2 separate regions of the Homo sapiens genome follow, and region 2 is linked to region 1. The links are chromatin loops, found by intact Hi-C in ENCODE. Cell type or tissue: GM12878. All regions are shown on one strand. Each heading gives the region's core, and the rest is flanking DNA. Links, peaks and the distances in the headings are about the cores only.

Region 1 (4,471 bases), core at 116-4,115:
ATTTGCAGACTTTCAAATGAGTCCTCTCTCGAGCACACATCCTCTAAGTTAGTAGCAACACCATTAACTCTTTGAAGACTAGGAAGGCACAGTCTTATTGTCTCTGTATCCTTAGTCCCCAGCACAGGGGTTCGTAGAAGAGGAATGACTGAATCTTCAGGTGTCTGTGGGCTGCCAGGAGGACACTTGGCCAAGAACTATGTCTCATCTTGCTTTCTGAGACCTCTTCCCCTCTTTTACACTTGTTCCTGTCTTTTGAATACCAGGAAGCCCAGGTTGCCTTCTGACCTTCAGAGGCCCTCACACCACCTATTCCGGGGGCTCCAGTACCATCTTTCCCTGTAAATGAGGCAGCACAGACTTTGAATTTAGGCAAACCTGGGTTCAAGTTTCAGCTTCACTGGTATCTTGCTACACTCATAACCGTAGACAATTTTACTTATTTTTGTTAAGTCTCAGTATCTTCATCTGCAAAATGTGGATAATAGTAACTATCTCATGGAATTGTCATGAGGGAGTTTCTTAAATGTAGTTATGTACAGAACTCTTTTAAAGGAACTCCTAAAATCTCAATGTTTATCCAAATGAGTTTTTCAATAATGCTACTTGGATACATGCAAATATAATGTTCTATAATATTTAGCTATAAATTCAATGTTTTTATACAACCTAAACAAAATTACAAACTAAATACAAATAAAACTATAACATTAATAAAATACAAATTAACAATTTTAATGTAACAGATAATGTTTTGCTGAAATTAAACGTTGCTGATGTTGAGTTTAATTGGGTGTTAAATGTTTTACTTGTCAACTTGAGTCTTGATTTTCATATGAGACATCATGATTGCCTTATTATTTGTCCTTTTAAACAATATATTTTTAACTACTAGTCCATTATTTTAATGGGTCAATTGATTTATAGTGTGTCCCCCACACAAACACACACAAATTTTAAATGTTCCTTACTACAAAAGTCTTTTCTTTTCTTTTTTTTTTTTTTTTTGAGACAGCATGCTGCTCTGTGGCCCAGTCTGGATTGCAGTGGTGCAATCATGGCTCACTGCACCCTCAAACTCCTTGGCTCAAGGGATCCTCCTGTCTTTACATATGTTTATTGTGGCACTATTCACAATAGCAAAGACTTGGAACCAACCCAAATGTCCAACAAAGATAGACTGGATTAAGAAAGTGTGGCACATATACACCATAGAATACTATGCAGCCATAAAAAAGGATGAGTTCATGTCCTTTGTATGGACATGGATGAAGCTGGAAACCATCATTCTGACCAAACTATCACAAAGGCAGAAAACCAAACACTGCATGTTCTCACTCATAGGTGGGAATTGAACAATGAGAACACCTGGACACAGGGTGGGGAACATCACACACTGGGGCCTGTCGTGGGGTGGGGGGAGGGGGGAGGGATAGCATTAGGAGATCTATCTAATGTAAATGAAAGTTAATGTGTGCAGCACACCAACATGACACATGTATACACATGTAACAGACCTGCATGTTGTGCACATGTCCCCTAGAACTTAAAGTATAAAAAAATAAAAAATAAAAAGGTGAAGGAGAGGAAGCAGGAGGAAACCGCCAAGCAGACGCTGAGGCCAAACTTGCTGCCAGGCGGGACTTTCCTCCAGAAATACCCATGGAAGGACCCCTGGTATGGAGCAACCCCCTCCAGGAAGTTAAGCCCCAGTATTCCCCAACTGAACCAGAATTGGGGACTTTCACAAGGACATAGTTTTCTCCCCTCAGGGTGGCTAACAACAGAGGAAGGAAGGGTGGTCATACCTGAAGCCAGCCAGTGAAAATACTTAAAACTCTCCACCAAACTTTTCATGTGGGTATTGAAAGTACCCATAAGATGGCCACATCCCTATTTATGGGGTCAAACCTCTCAAAACCATCCGGCAAGTAATGAAAGCCTGTGAAGTGTGCCAGAAGTATAACCCCTTAGCCCATCATAAGGCCTCTCCAGGCAGACAAAGAACAGGACATTATCCTGGAGAGGACTGGCAGTTAGATTTTACCCATATGCCAAAGTCAGGAGGATTTCAGTACTTACTGGTCTGTGTTGATACCTTTACAAATTGGGTGGAAGCCTTCCCTTGTAGAACAGAAAAGACCCAAGAGGTGGTTAAAGTCTTAGTTCATGAAATAATTCCTAGATTTGGACTTCCCCAAAGCTTACAGAGTGACAATGGACCAGCTTTTTTTTTTTTTTTTTTTGAGACGGAGTCTCGCTCTGTCGCCCAGGCCGGATTGCGGACTGCAGTGGCGCAATCTCGGCTCACTGCAAGCTCCGCTTCCCGGGTTCACGCCATTCTCCTGCCTCAGCCTCCCGAGTAGCTGGGACTACAGGCGCCCGCCACCACGCCCGGCTAATTTTTTGTATTTTTAGTAGAGACGGGGTTTCACCTTGTTAGCCAGGATGGTCTCGATCTCCTGACCTCATGATCCACCCGCCTCGGCCTCCCAAAGTGCTGGGATTACAGGCGTGAGCCACCGCGCCCGGCCTGGACCAGCTTTTAAAGCTACAATAACTCAAGGAATTTCCAAGGCACTAGGAATACAATATCACATTCACTGTGCTTGAAGGCCACAATCCTCAGGAAAAGTCAAAAAGGCTAATGAAACACTTAAGAGGCATTTGAGAAAGCTAACACAAGAAACTCATCTCCCATGGCCCACTTTCTTGCCCATGGCCTTATTAAGAATTCGAAACTCCCCTCACAGAATGGGGCCCAGTCCATATGAAATGCTATATGGATGGCCTTTTCTCACAAATGACCTCCTGCTTGATCAGGAAATGGCCAATTTAGTCAAAGATATAACTTCTCTGGCAAAATATCAACAGAATCTTAAAACTTTACTTGAAAAGTGTGACAGGGAAAAAGGAATAGAGTTGTTTCAATCAGATCTAGTATTGGCCAAGTCTCTCCTGTCTACGTCTCCATCTATGGATCCTTATGGGAAGGACCATACTCAGTAATCCTCTCTACCCCCACTGCAGTTAAAGTAGTAGGAGTGGAATCCTGGATTCACCACACCTGAGTCAAACCTTGGACACCTCCTGAGGAACTTGTAGGATCATCACCTCAGGAGTCACGAAGTCAGCCAGACCAGCCTCGATACACCTGTCAGCCACCAGAGGATCTGCATCTCATATTTCGGAAAGAAAAACCTCTGAGCAGAAAAACTCCTGCAGTTAATCCTGAAAAGGAACTTTTTTCTACCTAAAGGAGGATAAGTAGAAAACCTACTGATCTTTGACATCTCCCCTTGCTCTCTTTAATGGAATCCTTCTACTGCTTCATTACATTATTAAGCAGTACAGTAACTACACTTTTTGCAGTAGGATTATATACTGTAGCTCCAGCCGAGACAAAAATCTTAATCACATCAGGTTATCACATCAACCCTTCTTCTATCGTCCTTCCTTCTAACAGCAATTTACTCCTTTTTCCCTCCTCTTTCCTACGACCATTCCACCTACAACACGTCTTGACTCCTTTTACGTTTCCTGCCATCCTCTTCGTACTTATGTCCCTTTCTCCAACTGCAACACACCCCCCATGTCAGTGTGCCTCCCTTGGGGGAGTCAACCAGCATTCCCTCAGAAACTCTTGGGGATTAGGTAGCCCCTTCCAAGCACCCACATCTTTTGCCGTGTATACTTACATGAGAACAAAATGTTGTAAAACTGCTTCTCTCTGTTCTCACAATGGCCGTACATATCGCCAAGGAAAAATGATCTGATCTGACTGCCCTGAGAAATGGGGGGCCAATGCTTGTTGGACATATTATACCCATATAGGTATGTCTGACTGAGGGGGCCTCCAAGATGAGGCTAAAGAATGGCATATCCAACAAGATATTTGTGGGGAAAAGAAAGAGAGATCATACTGTTACTGTGTCTATGTAGAAAGAAGTAGACATAAGAGACTCCATTTTGTTCTGTACTAAGAAAAATTCTTCTGCTTTGAGATGCTGTTAATCTGTAACCTTACCTTTAACTTTGTGCTCGCAGAGACATGTGCTGTGTTGACTTAAGGTTCAATAGATTTAAGGCCATGCAGGATGTGCTTTGTTAAACAAATGCTTGAAGGCAGTATGCTTGTTAAAAGTCATCACCACTCTTTAATCTCGAGTACTTAAGGACACAATACACTGCGGAAGGCCACAGGGACCTCTGCCTAGGAAAGCTAGGTATTGTCTAAGGTTTCTTCTCATGTGATAGTCTGAGATATGGCCTCATAGGAAGGGAAAGACCTGACCATCCCCCAGCCTGACACCTGTAAAAGGTCTGTGCTGAGGAGGATTAGTAAAGGAGGAAAGCCTCTTTGCAGTTGAGATAAGAGGAAGGCATCTGTCTCCTGCTGGTCCCTAGGAAATGGAATGTCTCTGTGTAAAACTCGATTGTATGTTCCCTCTACTGAGGTAAGAGAAAACCA
Region 2 (4,471 bases), core at 141-4,140, 49 kb after region 1:
GTATCCTTAGATGTCACAAAGAGGATGAGAGAACTCTCTAGGGGTCCCTTTTAAGGGCACTAATCCCACTCATGAGGGCTCCAGCCCCATGACCTCATGACCTAATCACCTCCCAAAGACCCCATCACATTGGGGGTTAGGATTTCAACATACACATTTGCGGTGGAGGGGGACAAACATACAGTCCATTGCAGGCTTATAGCACTTGGAGTCAGGAGGACAGGAATTAAGTCCCAGGGTCCAGGCTTGAAGTTCTGTTGCCCACAGATCCAAAACTGCTCTGTGAAAGGCACAGACCCCATATCTTCAGATCTAGATGACCGAAGGGCATCTCAGTTCTACTCTCCTCCAAACCCTGTTCTTCTTTGACAAGTTTTTATTCTTCTTCCCCCATCCCCAGAAATTCCACAAAGGAAAGAAAGTAAGGTACTATTTATTTCTCTCTAGCCTTTAATCTATTGCATTTACTCCGTATTGGTTTCTTTGTTGATGTTTTTGTACATAAGCAGTGTATTTTTTTACCCCAGAAGCCACAGACAAAAGGAAATAAATGAATTATTGAGCACCTATTATTTGCTGCCAGATTCTTGGGCAAGGTGTGTGGCATATATTATCACAGTCTCATATAATAAACACTAGGCCAGGTGTGGTGGCTCATACCTGTAATCCCAGCACTTTGGAAGGTCGAGGCAGGTGGATCACTTGAGATCAGGAGTTTGAGACCAGCCTGGCTAACACAGCGAAACCCCCATCTCTACCAAAATACAAAAATTAGCTGGGTGTGGTGGTGGGCACCTGTAGTCCCAGCTACTCAGGAGGCTGAGGTGGGAGAAATGCTTGAACCCAGGAGGCGGAGGTTGCAGTGAGCTGAGATCATGCCACTGCACTCTAGCCTGGGTGACAGAGTGAAACTCTGTCTCAAAAATAAATAAATGAGTAAATAAATAAATAAACACTGCAGAACTTTCTGGAGATATTTATAGTTACAAAACCTTACACTACTAAATAAATATGAATATCATTTAAAATGTGCCATTATGGAGAAGATCTGTCTCATTTTTTTAACCAAGTCATTAAAAACTGATAACTTAATGCTTTTGAAACTAGTTAGCACCCAAGGAACAATATTAAACCCACACAGGTATACTTTTCATACAACCCTCATCTCATTTTCATCTCCACTGTCTGCAAATGGCAGAACCAGCTCCATCTTCTTCAATGACTTAAAAACCTACCTTAGTTTTAGTGCATTACCTTCCAACCCTCTGCCCTCCCAGTTATTTAATCTCTCCAATTCCTAAGACCTTCACCTCCACCTAATTTCAGACTCCTTGAAGCCTTGTCACCTCTGAGCCTCTGAATCAGCTAGACCTGTTTACCTGTAAGACCTCAGGCTCAGAAGTATCTTTGGTATCCCATCTTTTCCTCCATTTGGGTCACACCAGCCCAGCTCTCTTTCTCCCTTCACTGTGAAGTATCCAGAAAAGGCAGTCTTCAAGTTGACTTCCACTTCTCATTTCTTCAATCCACTGTGCTATTTCTGCTCTTACAGAGGTCTCTAGCAATAGACAGTGCTAAAGTCAGGACAGCAATCCAGGCCCTGCCTCACGCAGCACATTGCAGAGAAACTGGGGCCAGAGTGAAGGGCTCAACCCAATAAGATCCCCTCATACTTCAACCATCTGACACCTCTGATTCATAGGATGCTGTCACTCATTCCCTCTTTCTTATACAATTATATCCTCATTTAATTGCCACAATTTCATACCAGCTTGATTCTCTTTCCAACTTCTCTGGCTCCTATTTCTCAGCTCTCTTCAAAGACATTTCTTCTTCTGACACACCTTCAACGCAGGCCTGTCCCTGCTTTCTTCTCTTTATTTATTTATTTATATGTATTTTTTGAGACACAGTGTCACTCTGTTGCCCAGGCTGGAATGCAGTGGTGTGATCATGGCTTATTGCAGCCTCGACCTCCTGGGCTCAGGTGATCCTCCCACCTCAGCCTCCCGAGTAGCTAGGACCACAGGCATGCACCACCCTGCCTGGCTAATTTTTTGTAGACAGCGGGGAGTCTCCTTATGTTTCACAGGCTGGTCTTGAACTCCTGGCTCAAGTGATCCTCCTACCTCAGGCTCCCAAAGTGCTGGGATTACAGGTGTGAGCCACCATGCCCAATTCTTCTCTTTTTCTCATCAACATTCTCCTGTGGAGATCATACCTACTTCTATAACTCCCCATAAGTGTGTGGCTCTTAAAGAAACAGCTACGCTTGACTTTTCTCTTTACCTCAACCTCAGCATTTTCAGTTGCTTGTGGGCAGGAGTAGCCTACCAGTATTTTACATTCAGCGTCTCCAAAACAAGACTCTTACATTTTAAATCCACTTCTCTTTCTGTGTTCTCAATTTCAACCACAGTTGTCTTTAACTTCTCCCTCTTCCTCATCCCCTCCCCCTCCTCTGAGTTGCCAAGACCTATCAGTTCCACTTGTCAATCCATCCCTCCCTTCACATTCCCAATGATACTGTCAGAGTTCAGGCCCCTACTTTGTTTCCTCTCCCTTAATTATGGCAATACCCTATTGGTCCGCTGCTTCCTACCACCGGAGTACCATGATCCTTAACCACGTACCTTCTCCAAAACCCTCCCTCAATTTTTTTTTCAGTAGTTCCCCATTGGTTAAAAAATAAACTCCAAGCTGTTTTAGCCTGGCTTTCAATGTCCCTAGAGCTGCCTCAGCCATTGTATGCAGTCTCCTATTACTCAGCCTCTCTGCGCTCTCCAAACAGTTCCTGTCTTTGCAGCAACTTTGTTCCTCTTATTCCCTCTGCCTGGAGTTCTCGTTCCATTCTTACCTACTAAACACTGCATCCACCAAAGCCTTTCCTTCTTGCTCCCTTCTCACTTGAGGCTGGACCAAATCCCTCTTTTCTTTGGTTCCTCATAGCATATCTTCCATTTTGGATATCAGTTATACCATTTATACCTTTTTCCTCATATTGAGGTAAAACCGGTCTATTTCCCTACCAGCTTGTAAAGAGTCTTCAAGTTCCATTCCATAAAAAACTTATAAAGCTTTTGGTGATTTTTTGTGCTGTTTTGTTTTAACTGGGCGTGGTAACAGCAAGAAAAAAAAAAGTAGGCCGCAGCCCCAGGGCTGGATCATTCTAGTGGGAAGAGGGAAATACAGGAACAGAAAGCACCGTGCTGTGTGGCAGGAAGTGGGCATGTCTTATTACATTTGCTTCCCTCAGCTCGGACTTTGCACAGGTCGGATGCATGATATTTTCCAGCTGGAAGAGTCTAAAAGATAATGTGACACTCTTCATGTGTTCTAGCATAGAAAACTGAGAACACAACAGTTAGGGACTTGCTCAAAGTCACCAAGTCAGTGAGTGGCAAGAGCTGGATCCAGCCCCAGGGCCAGGGCACGCTCTGCCACATCCCAACGCAGCTCCTGCTTTGCACGCTCGGGGTGGGGTGGGGTGGGATGGGGTGTCGCAGCAATTACTCAGGTTGCCAACCACAGGGAGTATTCTAAAAGCAATCAAGTGTGATCAAGGGATATGTCTGGGCTGAGTGGGAAAAATAAAAAAAGGGAAGATGTTGAAGGACATGAAAATCTTTCTCCTTTTATGAATGCTTCATTGCCATAAAACTCCCCTCCATTCTTGCTTCCACAAAATTCACTGGAAATTTATTTTGTTCCTTTTGAAAGTCAAATTGTTCTAGGGTTAATGAAGTGATCATTCGCCGGAAAAGAGGTCAAACCTTTTTAAAGGTCTCATTCCCGGATTGGTGCTCCTCCTGTAAGTCATGGGGAAGGTCTCAGAAAAACTGCAAGATTTCTTCTTTTAAAAAGTTATATGATTGCGGAAGGAGTTCATTTAATTATTACTATTTTTTTAAATAGTAGTCTTACTCTGTTGCCCAGGCTGGAGTGCAGGCAGAGGCACGATCATGGCTTACGGCAGCCTCAAACACCTGGGTGCAAGGAAACCTCCAACCTCGCCCTCCTGAGCAGTTGGGACTACAGAGGCGTGCCACCAAGCCCGGATACATTTTTTTAATTTTTGTAGGTACAAGGTTTCTATATGTTGCCAAGGGCTGGTCTCATGCTCTTGGCCTCAAGTAATCCTCCTACCTTGGCCTCCCAAAGCGCTGGGACTACACGCATGATCCACCACACCCAGCTGAGAGATGGTTTTATTTTTATTTTTCCAAAAGGTTTCTCAAAATCATTGCCTCATTCTCAACAGGGCTTTAAATAAAACCACGTTAAGGTTTCCAGTACCTGGGCTGGTCTCAAACTCCTGAGCTCAAGCGATCCATCTACCTTTGCCTCCCAATGTGCTGGGATTACAGGGTGAGCCACTGCACCCAGCCAATTCTATGTTTTAACATGGATTCAGTGTTCAAAGCATGTATCCTAGAACATTACCAGAGGAGGTAAGAGAGTGTGGTCACTC

What was found. Peaks named below come from ENCODE experiments on the same cell type or tissue, not always from the same donor. Only the 100,000 strongest peaks of a DNase experiment are listed, where the experiment ranks them.
Region 2: a loop joins it to region 1, with 2.0 times the contacts of the local background. A loop is called at or near these places in 1 of 110 quality-filtered maps.

What each region holds. Positions count from the first base shown.
Region 1 is chr12:107,826,847-107,831,317 of GRCh38, reverse strand. No RefSeq gene overlaps it. Among named protein-coding and RNA genes, the nearest start is that of ASCL4, 54 kb to the right of the region's middle. In GM12878, for the core only: no CTCF peak of the experiment used is centred there; a DNase peak (open chromatin) is centred at 1,837.
Region 2 is chr12:107,777,566-107,782,036 of GRCh38, reverse strand. No RefSeq gene overlaps it. Among named protein-coding and RNA genes, the nearest start is that of ASCL4, 5.1 kb to the right of the region's middle. In GM12878, for the core only: no CTCF peak of the experiment used is centred there; a DNase peak (open chromatin) is centred at 2,396.